Regions from separate parts of the Homo sapiens genome. Here region 2 is linked to region 1. Evidence: chromatin loops called from intact Hi-C (ENCODE). Cell type or tissue: adrenal gland. All regions are shown on one strand. Links, peaks and the distances in the headings refer to the core of each region. The heading gives the core; the rest is flanking DNA.

What was found. Peaks named below come from ENCODE experiments on the same cell type or tissue, not always from the same donor. Only the 100,000 strongest peaks of a DNase experiment are listed, where the experiment ranks them.
Region 2: it touches region 1 in a loop (2.4-fold over the local background); 19 of 110 quality-filtered maps call a loop at or near these places.

What each region holds. Positions count from the first base shown.
Region 1 is chr19:5,662,532-5,671,527 of GRCh38, forward strand. It overlaps SAFB (scaffold attachment factor B), which reads left to right. Exons shown (of 21, transcript NM_001201338.2): 16 at 1,491-1,628; 17 at 1,866-1,908; 18 at 4,515-4,633; 19 at 4,816-4,919; 20 at 5,289-5,355; 21 at 5,631-5,947. The coding sequence ends at 5,760. Among named protein-coding and RNA genes, the nearest start is that of MICOS13, 13 kb to the right of the region's middle. RefSeq lists enhancers at 4,304-5,218, 5,219-6,133, 6,296-6,796. In adrenal gland, for the core only: a CTCF peak has its summit at 3,793; no DNase peak of the experiment used is centred there; H3K27ac peaks cover 2,666 bases.
Region 2 is chr19:5,609,417-5,618,412 of GRCh38, forward strand. It overlaps SAFB2 (scaffold attachment factor B2), which reads right to left. Exons shown (of 21, transcript NM_014649.3): 3 at 7,006-7,070; 4 at 6,716-6,919; 5 at 4,049-4,111; 6 at 3,124-3,151; 7 at 1,704-2,214; 8 at 1,223-1,272; 9 at 579-679. Among named protein-coding and RNA genes, the nearest start is that of SAFB2, 8.9 kb to the right of the region's middle. RefSeq lists enhancers at 2,394-3,593, 7,566-7,735. In adrenal gland, for the core only: no CTCF peak of the experiment used is centred there; no DNase peak of the experiment used is centred there.

The sequences.
Region 1 (8,996 bases), core at 726-8,725:
GTGCTGGTTAACTAACCAGGTTCAAGGGTGGCACAGACCTCCTGAGGAGGGAAGCTCAGGCACGTAGAGAGCGCCACACGTGCCCTACTGCACCTCCTTTAAGGCCCTTTCCTTTTTTTTTTTTTTTGAGATAGAGTCTCGCTCTGTTGCCCAGGCTGGAGTGCAATGGCGCGATCGCTGCTCACTGCAACCTCCACCTCCTGGGTTCAAGCGATTCTCCTGCCTCAGCCTCCCTAGTATTCGAGATTACAGGCACCCACCACCACACCCGGCTAATTTTTGTTTTTTTTAGTAGAGATGGGGTTTTGCCATGTTGGTCAGGCTGATCTCAAACTCCTGACCTCAGGTGATCCACCCACCTCAGACTCCCAAAGTGCTGGGATTACAGGCGTAAGCCACCACCCCCGGCCTTGTCCTGGCTTTTTAAATCCATTGTAATTTGTTTTTGCTTATTCTAGAAATAAAGAATTAAAAAAAAATTTTTTTTTGAGACGGAGTTTTGCTTTCGTTGCCCAGGCTGGAGTGCAATGGCGTGATCTCAGCTCACTGCAGCTTCCGCCTCCTGGGTTCAAGCAATTCTCCTGCTTCACTCTCCCAAGTAGCTAGGATTATAGGCATGTGCTACCACACCCGGCTAATTTTTTGCATTTTTAGTAGATACCGGGTTTCACCATGTTGGCCAGGCTGTCAAACTCCTGACCTCAGGTGATCCACCCACCTTGGCCTCCCAAAGTGCTGGGATTACAGGCATGAGCCACTACGCCCGGCAGTAAGATTAATTTTAATTTCTCAAACATACTGAAGAGGAGGTATGAACACAAAATGCTGAGCATGGCTGCTGTGAGGAGTCAGGTGTGTAATTCCAGCAGTGATTGTGTCAGGCTTTACACGTGCACTGCAACCTGGCAAAAATTGCTGTTTGTTGTTTCTTTCTATTGCATGGGTTGAAGAGGAGCCCAGGTCATATATACAATGCAACTTCTATAAAGGGCCTTGTAAACTGTTCTAGGATCTATTATGCTTTGGTACGAAATCCTTCTGATGACAGTTCATTATGGTCATCTGTGTATTGCAGCAGTACATGGCCAGGGCTGCTGGCAGGGCAGGAGGTCAGCTTTGGGGCGAGAGAGATGGCAGGTGCACTTGACAGAGCCCCTCGGGGTGGAGGCTCACGTGGTCTTCCTGAGCGGAGGTGGCTGTGTAGGGCTCCAGAAGCCATCTGCAGGCAGCCCATAGGACTGACTGCTTAACTAATGGCTCCCTCTTTGGAAAACCGAGGCCGCTTTTCATCAGGGGAGGTGGGTGCATGGGACAAAACAAAACAACTGTGCAGTCACTGGGGTCAAATCAGACCTTGCCTCCTATAGGAGAGAACACTCTTGGTGAAAGTCATCCTGGTTCTGTGAAGTGCTAGGGGCCAGCTCCCACAAAGGTGATAGATACATTTGGGGTGGGGGATCCCTCTATCTCTGTCTCATGTCCCCTCACAGGCGAGATGATGCCTATTGGCCGGAAGCCAAGCGGGCCGCCCTGGATGAGCGCTACCATTCTGACTTTAACCGCCAGGACCGCTTCCACGACTTTGACCACAGGGACCGCGGCCGCTACCCCGACCACTCGGTGGACAGGTCAGTTGGGCCCCTGCTGGGCGTGCGGGTTTTCTTTTTCCTGGCTCATTCTGACTGAGAACAAGGACTCCTGGGCTCTCTGAACCCACTCCGTTCATCAGATGTATGCTGAGTCAGACCCGCAGGTCTCCTGCCTTCAGTTAGGGAAATTATGCTTTTCATTGGGGGCCTGATGGTCCTCTCTTTGTGAACAAGCCTCTTCTTCCCCTTACGGTTTGATTTAAATTGCCTTTTCAGGAGAGAAGGTTCAAGGTCAATGATGGGAGAACGAGAAGGACAGGTAAGTCTGAAGCTACAGTGGTAGCCACAGAATTTCCCATAGAATGGGTTCTTTTCCCTTCAGCGTGCCTTCTTCCTGCCCTTTCTTTGAGCAAGAGGCAAAATGAGGAAAGAGAAAAGTAAAGCACTAGAAAAGTCTAGGTTTGTGGAATGGAAATTTGGGATTATTTGGGGTTAGTCTTGGCTGTCAGTCCAAACAGTTACTCTGAAGCTGTTTTTAGCCTTGACCCTGGGGTTCTGTGTGCCACACTCACCACACATGTGCAACAGTGCCAGGGAACCTTGGGATGTGACCTGGCTCTGCTGGGAAGTGTCTAGTGAGCCGCACAGCTGACTCAGACAGGTGCATCTGGGGAGGCTGTGGTTGCTGTGTCTGTCCTCGAGTGCCTGCCCTCTTTTGAAAGTAAGGACATCCTTCATCACCCCAGGGCCCAGCTTAGCCTTGGAAAACAACTAGATCTGTGGTCTGTGCTCATTCTCTTCGGGGGCTAGCACATTAGAACAATAAGCTCCATTTTCTCCTTCCATCTTACATTGAGACTGAGACTTCCCAGGAGAGCCTTGGACCTCTAGTGGCTTTCCCTATAAACTTGGGGGCAGCACATTGCTGTGTGGAAGATGCCTCCTCTCTGAGGACTCCACTCATGAGCCCTTCCTCCTCCTGCCAGCATTTTCTGGACTCCACCATAAGCTTCCCGCTTCTGTCCCCCTTGGTTCCTTAATGTGGCTGAGCATAGCCAAGTACTCAGCTCTGTCTCGGGATCCTCAGGAATTCCATCAGCCTCGTGGGGTTCCTTTTTCCCTGCTCCTGGAGGCAAATTATATGCAGCAAAACGTAGAACTAGTCTTGTGGATTTTCTTTGGTGGAGGAGCATACACCAATGGTTCCATGTAAAGGCTCCAGAATCAGAACTGGCGTCACACCTTGGTGTCACCCCTTCCTGCTGAGCCTGTCTCCCCAGGAGTGAAATGAGGGTAATATTCCTCCTACAAAGGGTGCGGTGGTGGGGGTTTACATGAGGTGGGCGCATCTGTACAAACGTGTTTATCATTGCCAGCTACTTTTTTTTTTTTTTAATAGAGACGGGATCTCACTATGTTGCCCAGGCCAGTTTTGAACTCCTGAGCTCAAGTGATCCTCCTACCTCGGCCTCCCAAAGTGCTAGGATTACAGATGTGAGCCAGCACACCTGGCCACCAGCTGCTTTCATGAAGGTGTTAGATATGCTCTCCTAACAGTGGAACGCGGTTTGATCCCTTCTCCTCACATACACAGTCATAAATGAGTCGTCAGAGTTACCCCAAAGGGAAATGGTAACATCTCCCTACAGAGAAAACTAGCACAGAACTTATGGGCCTCATTGAACAGTTACGTGGGTTGGTTGGACAGAAAAATGTTGGTTCAATTTTCAAATACTAAGGAGAGCTTATTTCAGGAGTCCCTTTTCTTACTTTGTTGAGGGGAGGCATCAGAGCACATGCTGGGAGGATAGGCCAGGAAGCAGGCAGTGGTAACGTGGGACATCGTGCACGTGGTGGAGCATGCCGCCATCTCTCCCTTCACCCTGGCAGAGCTCTCCGTTGAACGGGGAGGTGAACTTGGACATGGACAACAACCAGCCTGTGTCAAGGGGGTTTCCTTACCAGGACTCCTTTCTAGTTTCCTTTCACCTACAATGTGGTCATGGGGCAAAAACCCCAGAGACCACATATGTATTGGTGGAAAGAGAAAAAACAGGACTGTGGAGCCAAAGCTACCTCACTAGCTTTTGTGAAAGTCAGGCTGGAAAGTGCTTCCAGCCACAGAAATAGGCTGTGGGTGTAAATATTAACCTTGGCCATCAAATAAGTAGGCATAGAGTGTGACTCGCCCTCTCTTGGTCTTCCCTGAAACAGCAGGGTCAAGAACTCCTGGTCTGTGTTAGCCACGTGGCTTACAAAAACAATGACACAGAAGAGGGAAAGGTGGGACTAGCCAAGTGGAAGGCCAGCCGTTTATCTCTCAGTGTCCTGTGTCTTATATCCTGAGCAGAGCAAGGTGCAAGACCCTGGACTGGGCATCCAGCAGAAACTTCCGAGAAACTTGACTGTGAGGAAGGATGCTTGCCTAGCAATTGGTCGGATGAAGGGCTCCATTTGATACTTCCTTCACTGTGGAAGGAAGAAATTTGTAAAAATTATTTCCAGAATATGCACACATTAAAGGTTTATAAACCTGACCTTTCTTTAGTAGAAGACAGTAAGAGAATACTGTTGGCTCTGGGAACTAACCATTTGAGCTGTGGGACCCAGGGAATCTCTCTTGTAAGCATCATCTTTAGTGGGTGACTCCTGGTGGCCCTCCCAGCTCTGGTGGTGCTGTGGGGACCTGCCTTGGAGATGCCTTGGTACTAGTACCTTTTTTGTACCAGGCCATGAGCCTAGGGCACAGGGCCTCTGGCCTGCAGATTTCAGGAAGGCAGCTGTGTTGTGTGAACCGATACAGCCTGCCAGCACTTCTGTCCCGAGTGACTGTCGTTGTCATCGTTAGCATGTTGCCTGAAAAGCCTTGGGGTCTGGGCGCTGACACTGAAGCTTTTTTTTCCCTTCTGGCTCTGTGATGTCCAGCATTACCCAGAACGCCATGGAGGACCAGAGCGCCACGGCCGGGACTCCCGCGATGGCTGGGGGGGCTATGGCTCTGACAAGAGGATGAGCGAGGGCCGGGGGCTGCCTCCTCCCCCCAGGTTTGTGTCCCACACCCGACAGTACCTGACCCCCCCCCCGCCCACAAGGGGGCCCGCAAGTCGCTGGGATGTGGGCACAGGGTGGGAAACACAGAGGGATTCACTCTCCAGAAGCCGCCACAGTTATTAGCACAAGAGCCAGAGATGGGGGCAATCCAAATCAGAGATGTCTCTCTTTCAAGGGGCAGACGTGACTGGGGGGACCATGGCCGAAGAGAGGATGACCGGTCATGGCAGGGCACGGCCGACGGGGGCATGATGGACAGGGATCACAAGAGGTGGCAAGGTGAGGAGCAGCTCTGGGCTGGGACCAGGATGTGCTGGGGAGTGATGGAAAGATGGAGGCCGCGCCTTCTCTCCTTGGGGGAGCACAGGAGGTGCTCTGCTCTCAGTGCTGGAATGAGGAATGAAGAGCACTCCAGACACCGCCTGCTCTCTGGTGGTCTGGCCCAGGAGTTGGACAGTGGGCGTTCCCGAGTTCTCTCTGCTGGGAGGAAGCTGGACGTCTATGGTCCCTGTGCCCAGGTGTCTTCCTGGGACCCGCTAGTTGTGGGTACCTGGGGGCCTCACCAAAGGGAGTGGAGTGGGCTAAATGTGCCGTGGGTTCCACGCCGTGTGCGCAAGTTCCCTGTGTGAAAGCACGTCTGTCTTCCAGGTGGCGAGAGAAGCATGTCCGGTCACTCCGGGCCTGGCCACATGATGAACCGAGGAGGAATGTCAGGGTAAGGCATGCTGGGGGCGGCGCCCCTTCCCCCTGCTTTGCATATTGGCCTACCTTGCTGGAGGCTTAACAACCAAGTCCTTCCAGCTAGTGCCCCTCCCCCCAAGGGTGACGTGAGGCCAGGCATGGGGTACTGTGGAGGCTGCTGCCACTCAGGAGGGGAGGGCATTAGGAAGGGGCCCTGCCTGCAGGCAACACTCAGGGAAGCTGTGCAGGCTGGGATGGGCCGGGGAGCAGGAGGACTTCGCAGTCAAACCAATGTGAATTTGTTCCTAGGCGCGGCAGCTTTGCCCCAGGCGGGGCCTCCCGGGGCCACCCCATCCCACACGGTGGCATGCAGGGCGGGTTTGGAGGCCAGAGCCGGGGGAGCAGGCCCAGCGATGCCCGCTTCACTCGCCGCTACTGAGTACTTGGAATCCTGTGTCCTGTCTCGTGGCAACAAGGCTATGTTCTGTTAGGAGTTACCTTAAACTGTGTAAAAATATTTTTTTTTAATCTGCTGCCATATTGTAGCTCAATACAATGTGAATTTGTTTTTCGTTTTGGGGTTTTTTTTTTTTGTAATAAATGTGTTTCCGTTCACATACCCTTTATTTAAAGTGTCATTTCTTTATTTCTGCCTCTTTAAATGAAACGAAATTAGACTTTTAGTTGTATTGATATACACTGATTGTTCCTTTTTTTAATTATTATTATTATTTTTTTTTTTTTTTGAGATGGAGTCTCGCTCCGCCACCCAGGCCTGAGAGTGCAGTGGCGCGATCTTGGCTCACTGCAGCCTCCACCTCCAGGGTTCAAGTGATTCTTCTGCCTCAGCCTCCCGAGTAGCTGGGACTACAGGCGCCTGCCACCACACCCGGCTAATTTTTATATTTTTAGTAGAGACGGGGTTTCGCCATATTCGTCAGGCTGGTCTTGAACTCCTGACCTCATGATCTGCCCGCCTTGGCCTCCCAAAGTGGTAGGATTACAGGCGTGAACCACCACGCCAGGCCGACTCTGTTTATTTTTAAATATGTGTGAAACCTCTGGGAAGGCATCCGGGTGTGGAAGAGGCTTTCCAGTGAGACAGTGATTGGTTTTCGCATAATGGGCCTGTGCGGTGCAGGTTTTGCCTGACTTCTCAAGTCACCGAGTTCTCCTTTAATGTTAGCACAGACCGGGCTGCTTTGCTCTTGGGTACTGGGTGGCATCCCTGTCAGGGTGTGGGGGTCTCAAACCCTGTTGATGGACACTGGCGGATGCTTCCCCTGCGGATCACACTCGAACCAAGCCTGCGAAGATTTCCAGCTGCCACTCTCCACACTGACTTGCCAAAGCCCAGGCACCATCATCATGTGGATGCTTCCGCATTACCTTTTTACTCAGAGGACAAACTATTTTCACGGCAGAGTCGGGTGGAAGCAGTGAAGGCTGAAGGTCATCAGCAGCATCTCAGGCCCGAGGCGTGCTTGTGCACAGGCTCAGCCCCCTCGTGCCAGGATGGGGCTCTGACCAGCCCAGGGCTGGCCTCTGTGTCAGCCGGAAGGGACGAGCCCAACGCCAACCCTCCACACACCAGCAGCAAGCTGGAGCCACGGCATCTGGGATCCAGCACCTGTCCTAATCCAGGAAGCCAGGCCAGACTTGGGACATACCTCAAACTGTGAAGCAAGTGCCTCCCCCATTTTGTAAGCCTCACTGTAGTGGAGAGCGGGGAGGAAGCAGTGTCCAGCAGAGAGGAAGACGGCGGAGCCCCAGTAACGCTCTAGGGTCCCTTCAGCTGCAAAGGACAGATGACCCCACCAATACCAGTGGTGGCTTAGATGGTAAAGGGGGGCCCTTTCCTGCCTTAACGGGAAGTTTGTAGGTAGGCAGTTCCCGGGGCTCACTGCAGCCCACCTCAGGCTCTGTTTCTCTGAGGATTTTGGGACTCTCATGGATGATGGATGGCTGAAACAGCTCCAAAAATCCTATCCACCCACAGTGTGGGCATCATCGGGGCTATCCAGCAGGAGAAGGAAGGGCAGGAACGGGGACTTGAACTCACAGGCCTCTTGGCAAACTTACCCCTGAGGCTCCTTAGCCAGAACTCGGTCCTGTGCTCGCCTTTCTTGCAACCCGTCCCTGGCGAAGACGGAATGTTTCTCTTCAGAAGGGATGTGACATCCGGGAAGGAACCCAGTGGTAACCCCCAGCAACCACGTTCTCAGCCTTCCCCTCGTACCTTTTTTTTTTTTTTTAAATTCAAGCTGTTCACATTCTCTGTACTTTTTTTTTTTTTTTGAGACAGAGTCTCCCTCTGTCTCCCAGGCTGGAGAGTGCAGTGGTGCGATCTCAGCTCACTGCAGCCTCTCTCTCCTGGGTTCAAACAATTCTGCTACCTCAGCCTCCTGAGTAGCTGGGACTACAGGCGCCCACCACCATGCCCAGCTAATTTTTGCATTTTTAGTAGAGACGGGTTTTCACCACATTGGGCAGGCTGGTCTCAAGCTCCTGACCTCAGGTGATCTGCCTGCCTTGACCTCCCAAAGTGCTGGGATTACAGGTGTGAGCCACTGCACTCGGCCCCATTTTTTTTTTGAGCCATATGCAGTTGTGCATGCCAGTAATCAATCCCAGCTACTTGGGAGGCCAAGGCAGAAAGATTGCTTAAGGCCAGGAGTTAAAGTCCAGCCTGGACAGTATACCAAGACCCCATTTCTTTGGGTTTTAGGGGGTATTTTTTGAAATAAGAAATGACGGGCTGGGTGCGGTGGCTCCGGCCTGTAATCCCAGCACTTTGGGAGGCCAAGGTGGGTGGATCACCTGAGGTCAGGATTTTGAGACCAGTCTGGCCAACATGGTGAAACACTGGCTCTACTAAAAATACAAAAATTAGCTGGGTGTGGTGGTGCACGCCTCTAGTCCCAGCTACTCAGGAGGCTGAGGCAGGATAATCATTTTAACCCAGGAGGTGGAGGTTGCAGAGCCAAGATCGCACCATCACACACTGCAGCCTGGGCAACAGAGCAAGACTTCGTCTCAAAAAAAAAAAAAAGAAATGAAAGAAAGAAATGACAGATTCCACTAGCAGAGAGAGATGAGGTCTGTGAACATCTGGGGCATGTCCCTACAGACTCTTTTTTTTTTTTTTTTTTTTTTTTTTTTTTTTTTTGAGGCGGAGTCTCGCTCTGTTGCCCAGGCTGGAGTGCAGTGGCGCGATCTCAGCTCACTGCAAGCTCCGCCTCCCAGGTTCACGCCATTCTCCTGCCTCAGCTTCCCAAGTAGCTGGGACTACAGGCACCCGCCACCATGCCCAGCTAAATTTTTGTATTTTTAGTAGAGATGGGGTTTCACCGTATTAGTCAGGATGGTCTCTATCTCCTGACCTCGTGATCCTCCTCCCTCGGCCTCCCAAAGTGCTGGGATTACAGGCATGAGCCACTGCACCTGGCCCAGACTCCCATTTAACTGCTTTACATGGCCTCATACATTCCTCCCAGGTGTCATTATCAGCCCCAGTTAACAGAAGAGAAAACTGAGGGCACAGATTGGACACTGTACCTGTAAGAACCAAATGCCCACAGCAATGATTCTAAACCCTAACTGCATCACCTACATGGACCTACGAATCAGAATCTATGGCAGTTATGGAGTTCTCTAGGGCCGCTGTAACAAATT
Region 2 (8,996 bases), core at 707-8,706, 53 kb before region 1:
CCTCAGCTTCCCGAGTAGCTGCGACTACAGGCACAGAACACCACGGCTGGCTGATTTTTGTATTTTTAGCAGAGACAGGGTTTCGCCATGTTGGCCAGGCTGGTCTCCAACTCCTGACTTTAGGTGATACGCCCGCCTCGGCCTCCCAAATTATTCTTAAGGGAAAAATCTCATCATGTAAGCTTTAAGTTTTGCACAAGACAAAAGACCACCAGTCTCTTTGAGACCAGTTAGAAAGAACCCCAAGAACATTGAGAGAGAAGCTGTTTATACAGCTGTTCTGAGCACTGTTGTGATATGACCAACCACCTGCCCTGCTCCGCACCCTAGTTACTGTGAGTCAGGAAACAAGGTGCACTGCACAAGACTGGGCGAGCTTCGCTGCTGTCGTTCCATTTTTTAGTAAACACAACATCTTGCTATGTTGCCCAGGCTGGTCTTGAACTCCTGGGCTCAAGCAATCCTCCTGCCTCAGCCTCCCAAACTGCTGGGATTATAGACGTGAACCACCGTGCCCAGCAGAGCTTCCTTTTTAACTCTGAATCACAGTGGATGGTATGAGGCAAGGGAAGGCATACCTTCCCATACTTGCTGAAAAGGTTCTTGAGATCCGTAGCGCGTGTTGTGGAGGACAGCCCGCTGACCCACAGGTTCCGACCAGAACCGCTGCCGACCCGACCTGGCACGAGAGGGAGATTCTTAGGCATCACCCCAAGGCCTAACAGGAAGCACAACCATTCTTAAGACCGCAGCCCTCTTTAAAAACCCTAACGACGCCCAATCCCAACTGCTGACTTAAGAATTTAACGCACACACACATGCCAACACACAGAAGGCTGAAAATCTGGACAGCAAAAACTGAGTTTCCTTACTCAAGGAATAATCATGCCCATGTCAGTTATGAACTGAAATGTCTTTTGATGATCAGATCTCATCCAAGACGGCAGTCTCTAAAATCCTTGAAACAGTCTTCAATGAGCAGAATTATTCCTTTCTTGTAATGTGCTTTTCACCATCCCATAGATGACAACCACAAGAGAAACATAAAATGCAGGTGCTTGCGAACTTCTAAAACTAGTCTCTCAAGAAACCATTAGGTGGTTGATTCCGGTAACCCATAACAAAACAAATTACTGAATCCAAAGTGTGTATATCTCCAGGCCCCTCCTCCCAAAATAAGGGAACCATACCTGGCTCCCTACCACGTTAAATTAAATCATACCTTTTTCATCTTTAATGATTGGCTTTATATCTTTTTCTTCCTTAAAAGAGCTAGAGACAAAAGTTAATGTTACTCATACAGGAAAAAAACGAAAGAGAACAAAACTAAAAATATGATTATGTGCTAAAACTGAATACCTACCAGAAAATTAGTCTGAAATAAAATTTTAACAGACACCTCTGCAAGCTTATATTGGAAAATCTGACCCCAAAAATACAATGTCAGATTTGTAAAAGTCAATTCGATTTAGCTGAAGATAACAATTAACAATTTAAGAACACAACCATGGTAGGTTGAGAAAAAGAAAAGGAATTGAATCACCCATTAAAAACACACAAAGAGAAACGAAACATTCTTTAGAAGCAAAACTACAATTTCGTCAGTCTGGCTGGCCAATTGCAGAAAAAAACAGCTTATGTGTGTCATTACATGACCAATGAAAAGGAGATAGCGTCTGGTCTAAAACTGAGAAAAAACAAACCTCATTTTCTGATCAGCGCCCTCACTGGTTGAGGACTCTTTAGGAGCCGGAGGGACTTCATTACAAGCGTCAAAATCAAACTTCCTCCCGTCTTCTTTGCTATCTCTGGCTTCTGGGCTTGGGGCTTCCGTGGGTGCTTCTGCGAGCTCCTCGCTAGAGGCCTCCGCGAGCTCGGAGGCCGCACTACTCTGCTCAACTGCCGGCTCTAGCCCTACAGGCTCACAGTCCGTCCTCTCGCCATCGCCTGGCTGCTCCGCGGGCTCCCTTTTCACTACCGCTAACAGGCTGTCTGCCTTGCTCGACTGAGCGTGTGCTGTTGACTCGCTGGCCAAATCTAAATCACCCTCTTCCGGATGGGCGCTGTCAAATAGGTCCTCTTCCTCCGCAAGCTTTCTGTCTGGCCCCACGCTACTTGTGTCCTGTGCAAATGGCTGCTCCAGCTCGGAACTTTCTTCTTTTACTGGCTCAGATTTACAAGTTTCCCCCAAAATGTCGAGTATTTTCTCATTTTCTACGGATTTAACAGGAATAGAATGGCACAAGGTTTAATTACCAGGGAAATAAAGCAATCACAAATGTGGAACTGGCACGGCTGCCACACTAACACGAAGAGAACTGCTAGCTACACAGAGATTGGAAAACCCGCGGGTACACAAAGTTATACTGGTTACACTACCTGCGCCGCGACCGCCTCTAGGTAAGCCTCTACGCTACACGGAAGAGAAAAGGCCCCCACAGATTTAAACACCTACAACCACGCGGCTGGTTCTCAATAGTCTTCTTCGAGTTTTTGTTCAAGTCTGGGTCTTCTGACTGATTTTCCAATGTCCAAGGTGCTGAACCGAATGCAATCACCATTCAATGACAGCTCAACTTCCAAATTTCTTTGAATTTCTTTTAACAGAACAATCCAATATGAAAATCAGAATCTCTTCTGACGGTGGGAGATAAACGCAGTCCGGAAGGGGAATAATATGTTGAAAATTTTCACGGAGAAACTCTGTTTCCTCTTCTGGAATCCAGTCACTTCTCAGGTGGTAAGTGCCCTGACAACAGCTTTATCCTGCCTTAACTGCGTTAATCAAAATGACTGCAGCAAAATATCACAAGATCTGTTTCATGTGTAGAAACACATGGAGGAATCACGGGGACGGGGGAATTAAATGCCACTCTACGTGGTTAGACATGAAAAGAATCACTACTACATTGCACCAAATGTATTTGACCTCAAGAAGCCAGAATGGCTCTTCCACAGATCTGGTGATACGAATGGGTTTCCAATCTCTGATCCTTGTATGATCTGGATTGTCCACCATTAGAGCAATTTACAAGATCATAACACAGCTTAAAATATAGACAGCTTTAAAATAATAGTGTGAAAACTTTCAAACCATAACTGTCGTGTTTCTCTTATCAGTACCTGGCTCCAAAAGGGATTCTTCAATGTCCTATTTAAAAAAGAAAAAGCAAATCCACAAGTCACTTTAAACACGGGGCACATACATTTCACCAGTAAATATGGCTTTCAATCATCTGTGAATAAATGCCTGTTTCCACAAAACTTTCTTGTCTCCAAAAAATGTATTCCATCCTACAATAACCTGATGAAAACCAGCTCATTTTAACAGTTTCCCTGGTAACAGCAGGTCCCTAGTGATAACAGTCTGTCCCATTCTCCCGAGTTTGGGCCCTGCCCTGCCATGCCACCCACCCCATGACCAAGCTGACCTAGTGGCTGCTGCAGCTGGCAAACACCCCCTTTGTCAGAGAAGAGGTCACAGTGGATTTAAGAAAAAAATACTTCTCCCAACATAAACTGATTTGTAACTGAAACCTGTCATAACAAAATGATCTCTCTACTCTGCTGAAAACCTTTTCCGACATCTGTCTCACTTAGGACAATAGGTCCAATCCTTCTGGTGGCCCAGACTCAGCGAGGCGGGCCCAGCTGCTCTGCAACACCTCTGGCTTCTATCCAACCCTGTGTGCTCCCCTCTCTCTTTTGCATCAGAGACACCACCCAAACTTTCTGCTCCAAATTCTTCTTTCCCTCTTCAACCTATCCGTCAGACCTCTGGGAAGAGTTCCAGGCACTTATGAAGTCCAACCACCAGAACTGCTCCCTCATCACACTTCTTTCTCCCTTCTGGTTACATATTTGGTTTGATCCCACTGCCCCTGCTAGATGGCCAGCCCTGAGACTGTTTCTCTTCTGCTAACCTCTTAACCCCAGCATCCAGCACAGTATCCAGTCATTTCCATACACATACACACTGCTCTTTCATTATGGAAAATCAACCACTCGATTAACATTTCCAGCGATGCAGAACCAGATGGTAACTTACCGGAGTTACTTTGAAGTTCAACGATGAAGTTTCCAAAGTGTTCTTAAATCCTTCCCCATCCACCTGAAAAACAAAATGGAAGATGACTTCGTGGAGGCTGGAGCTATGAAAACCAAGGCTGACACCTCGCTTAGGCAACTTGTGTGTCTATTTCCCTCACGGCACCTTTTGCCATCTGCAAGTCTACTGTTGGGTCATTCAGTTCAGCACCTGCCTCTCCGCCAGAACACACACTCCACGACTCTGCTCCACCAGCGTCTCTGGCAGTGGCCTGCAGGTGGGTATGCCCTGTCTGTACTGGGTGAATGAACGAATGAATTTCCCAGGCAGTTTCTAAGTACTGGTGATTACCACATACCCCTCCAATCACAGGATTTCCAAAGCAGAACTCAAAATGATAAAATGCACCCCTCCAATTTCACCTGGTAGCAATACTCTTAAGGTAACACTAACCGGGCACTTTCTCCTAGCCTACTTTATTCATTCATTCATTCACTCATTCATTTGAGACGGAGTGTCACTCCTTTTGCCCAGGCTGGAGTGCAATGGCGCCATCTCGGCTCATTGCAACCTCCACCTCCTGGGTTCAAGCAATTCTCCTGCCTCAGCCTCCCGAGGAGCTAGGATTACAGGCATGCACCACCACGCCCGGCTAATTTTTTGTATGTTTTAGTAGAGACGGGGTTTCACCATGTCCAGGCTGGTCTTGAACTCCTGACCTCAGGTGATCCGCCCACCTCAGCCTCCCGGAGTGTTGGGATTACAGGTGTGAGCCACCGCGCCTGGCCCGCCTAGCCTACTTTATTAAAAACAAACATCTAACTTGGTCAATTTCTCTCTTTACTACATGCCAAACAAAAGAAAAACTGTTAACACCAAGTTTTACTAAATCTGAAGCTCTTTTTAAGTGAACTACAAAAACAGCACTCCCAAATATTTTCTTTTTTCCTTTTCTCGATTTGAACTCATGACCTGGGATGCCTCCATTAACTGAGAAGTACACACTCTGAAAACAATAAGCACACAGCAGTACCAGACTGAGAAAGGCGGCTAACCAGTTGCTCAGTGCTGCCCTAGGTCAAAGGATGGTAAATTTGGAGGCAATGACTTTTGACCGTAAGGTTTAAGGTTCAGTCCTATGGAGGCATTTCCACCCCCAAGCTGAAAGCTGCAATGCCTTAAGGAAACAAAACAACCTACTGGGCACGTGACATCAGTCAGAGTACAATGAAGATCAGCTCGAAGACACTGACAGCTTGTGATATTTGAACAGCCTCACCAGAGAGCTCTACGCCAAAACACTAGAAGTGAAAAGCTGGGAAAGCCCTAACAGAGCAAAGTTCCTCCTTTACATACAAGGATGCTCACAGTCAGTCCTTTTGGGGAGCAGGGTTGATACTTGTCTTCACTGTACTTTACATCTTTTAATGTAACTGCTTAACCTTGCTTAAAACAACATTAACAGGCTAGGCGTGGTGACTCACCACTATAATCCCAGCACTTTGGGAGGCCGAGGCAGGCAGATCACTTGAGGTCAGGAGTTCGAGACCAGCTCAGCCAACATGATGAAACCCTATCTCTACCAAAAATATAAAAAATTAGTCAAGTGGCTGGGCGCAGTGGCTCAAGCCTGTAATCCCAGCACTTTGGGAGGCCAAGGCGGGCAGATCACGACGTCAGGAGATGGAGACCATCATGGCCAACATGGTGAAACCCCATCTCTACTAAAAATATAAAAAAATCAGCTGGGCGTGGTGGCGCATGCCTCTGGTCCCAGCTCCTCAGGAGGCTGAGGCAGGAGAATTGCTTGAATCAGGGAGGCGGAGGTTGCAGTGAGCCATAATCTTGCCACTGCACTCCAGCCTGGGTGACTGAGAGAGACTCTGTCTCAAAAACAAACAAACAAACAAAACACAACATTAGGAGGAATATCTACATGATGAGATTAGAAACCATTTTTGAGCTGGGCACGGTGGACCACACCTATAATCCCAGCACTCTGGGAGGCTGAGGCGGGAGGATTGCTTGAGCTCAGGGGTTCAAGATCAACCTGGGTAACCTAGTGAGATCCCGCCTCTAAAAAAAAAAAAATTTTTTTTTAATTAGCTGGGCGTGGTGGTTCACTGTGTAGTCTCAGTTATGCAGGGGGATTGCTTGAACCTGGGAGGCTGAGGCTGCAGTGAATTATGATGACCCCACTGCACTCCAGCCTGCACAACAGAGCAAGACCCTGTCTCTAAATAAATAAACCATCTTTGCTTCTTAAAACTGTATTTTAAAAGGAAAAAACTAAATGGGCACTGTGGCCTGTGCCAATAAGCCCAGGTAGTCAGGAGGATCGCTGGAGCCCAAGAGTTCAAGACCGGCCTGGGTAACAGTTGAGACCTCATCTCAGAAAAGAAAAATCTTTTATGTCAGAGCTTTCTATTTTATGACTCACCACATGCTTCGAATTATAAAAACACTCCCCAGTGCTACAGAAAAGCTATCTATGAGTAAATCCCTGAGCTACACAGCGTTTAAATGGACATGGTTTAACACCAGGGTGTAGAAGCAGAACTGTGTGTTCATGGCGGTTTAGCTGTGTTCTCCCTCACACGAGCAGCACGCGAGCACCAGGTGCCTCGGGGCTATGGGCACATCCTGCCGTGTCTCCAAGTTACCTACAGCATGCTCTGGGGGCTGAGCCGGGAGCTGTCTCAGCTGTGCAGCCACGTATTCTTTACTATCACAAAAGGAATCGAGAAGGCCGTCCGTGCCATCCTCCCCAAAATCTGGAGCACTGCTATTCGCCACTTCAGTTTCGTCTAGCACACTCATGTCCATCATGCCCATATTCTGCAGGTTCTCCAGACTTGCTTCCATGTCCTCCTGTAAAGAGGAAGAAGAATCGTTAACGACCACCTGGACCAGGACAGGGAGCTGCTGCTTGTCATCTCTACCCTGACATCACTTACCTGCCCGTCTCTGGAATCGTCTTCCAGGCCATTATCTTCTGTGCCTTCCTCCTCCATCTTCAGTCCTAATTACAGAATAATTGTTCAATCAGATAACACTCAAGTTCTACCTCATAATTAGTTTATGCAGAATAGATTTCAATCTTAGAACAGAACACATTACAAGATAAACTATAAGTCTCCCCTCTCCTGTCACACGTAATTTTGTCTCAATTTGTTTTCTTTTTTTTTTTTTTTTTTTTTTTTTTGAGATGGAGTCTCCCTGTGTCACCCAGGCTGGAGTGCAGCGGCACAATCTCGGCTCACTGCAATCTCCACCTCCTGGGTTCAAGCGATTCTCCTGCCTCAGCCTCCTCAGCAGCTGGGACTACAGGCGTGCATCACCATGCCCAGCTTATTTTTGTATTTTTAGTAGAGATGGGGTTTCACCATATTGGCCAGGCTGGTCTCAAACTCCTGACCTCGTGATCCACCAGCCTCGGTCTCCCAAAGTGCTGGGATTACAGGCATGAGCCATGGTGCCCGGCCTCAATTGGTGTTCTAAGTAAGCCATCAACAGGGAGATGAAAATCTAGGATTCCTCTTAGATTCAGAGTACTCTGATTTTCCACAAAATATCTAAAAGTTTCCAAATATTTCAAAAACACTCCAAACCTAAGAAAAAAAATCACAAAAAAATGAGCAAAGGATAAAAACAGGCATTTTCAACAAACCAACAAAAAAATGCAATACCCATCTAGTAACCAAAGAACTGCAACATAAAATAACATATTGAGTTAGTGATTTGCTGGCTCTCCCTATATTCCACCCATTTCAAGTAGGTCTTTGTCATTTTTTAGCTCAAGAACTTTTTTTTTTCCCCCAAGGCAAAAAGGCAAAGGCTGCCATAAAGTCGAGAATCATCCTGGGTTTTGTGACCACAAAATAACTATTTGATAGAATTCTGCTAGGAATTGCAAAAGGAGGCCAGAGGAGTTCAAGAGTGGAAACCTTGAGAAGAAACTTGAGGCTCTATATGTATCAAAAACCTTACAAATGTGCATACCCTTTGTTCCAGGAATTTGAGTCTTAGGATATCTGACAAGGAGTTCAAAACATAGATATCTGTCCTATTATACCTGTTAAACACCCAAAAGGGAAACAAATTACAGCATATTTTCATTCAGATATGGTTCACAACCGGGGGGAATGGCTGGCAATGTCTGGAGACATTGTTAGTGGTCATGACCTGGGGGAACGCCATTAGCATCAGTAGCTAGTGATGCTGGTCACGACCCTGCAATGCACAGGATACTCCCCAACCCCAGAGAATTCTTCGGCCCAAATTGTCAACAGTGCCAATGCTGAGAAACCCTGTGGGACACCATCCAATGTCTCACAATATTTAAAGAATGTATGCTTTTAAAGAATATTTAATGAAACAGAAAAAATGCCCACAGTGTAGGCACAGTGGTTCACGCCTGTAATCCCAGCATTTTGGGAGGCTAAGGCAGGTGGCTCGCTTGAGCCTAGGAATTAAGAGACAAGTTCGGGCAACAAAGTGAGACCCCCATCTCCACCAAAAATACAAAAATTAGCCAGGCATGGTGTTATGTACCTGTACTCTGAATTACCGGTGAGAATGAGGTGGGAGGATGCTCCGAGCCTGAGAGCTTGAGGCTGCCACGATCATGCCACTGCCCTCCGCTCTGGGCAACAGAGTAAGACCGAGTCTCTCTAACATACACACCGATAAAGAAAAATCAAACAGAAAAAAATACATACTTTCCCGTCTCTACTAAAAATAGAAAAACAGCCGGACGTGGTGGCGGGCGCCTGTAGTCTCAGCTACTCGGGAGGCTGAGGCAGGAGAATGGCCTGAAGCCGGGAGGCGGAGCTTGCAGTGAGCCGAGATTGCACCACTGTACTCCAGCCTGGGCAACAGAGCGAGACTCCGTCTCAAAAAAAAAAGAAAGAAAATTAAACATAAAAAACCTGCAGGGTCTACACCT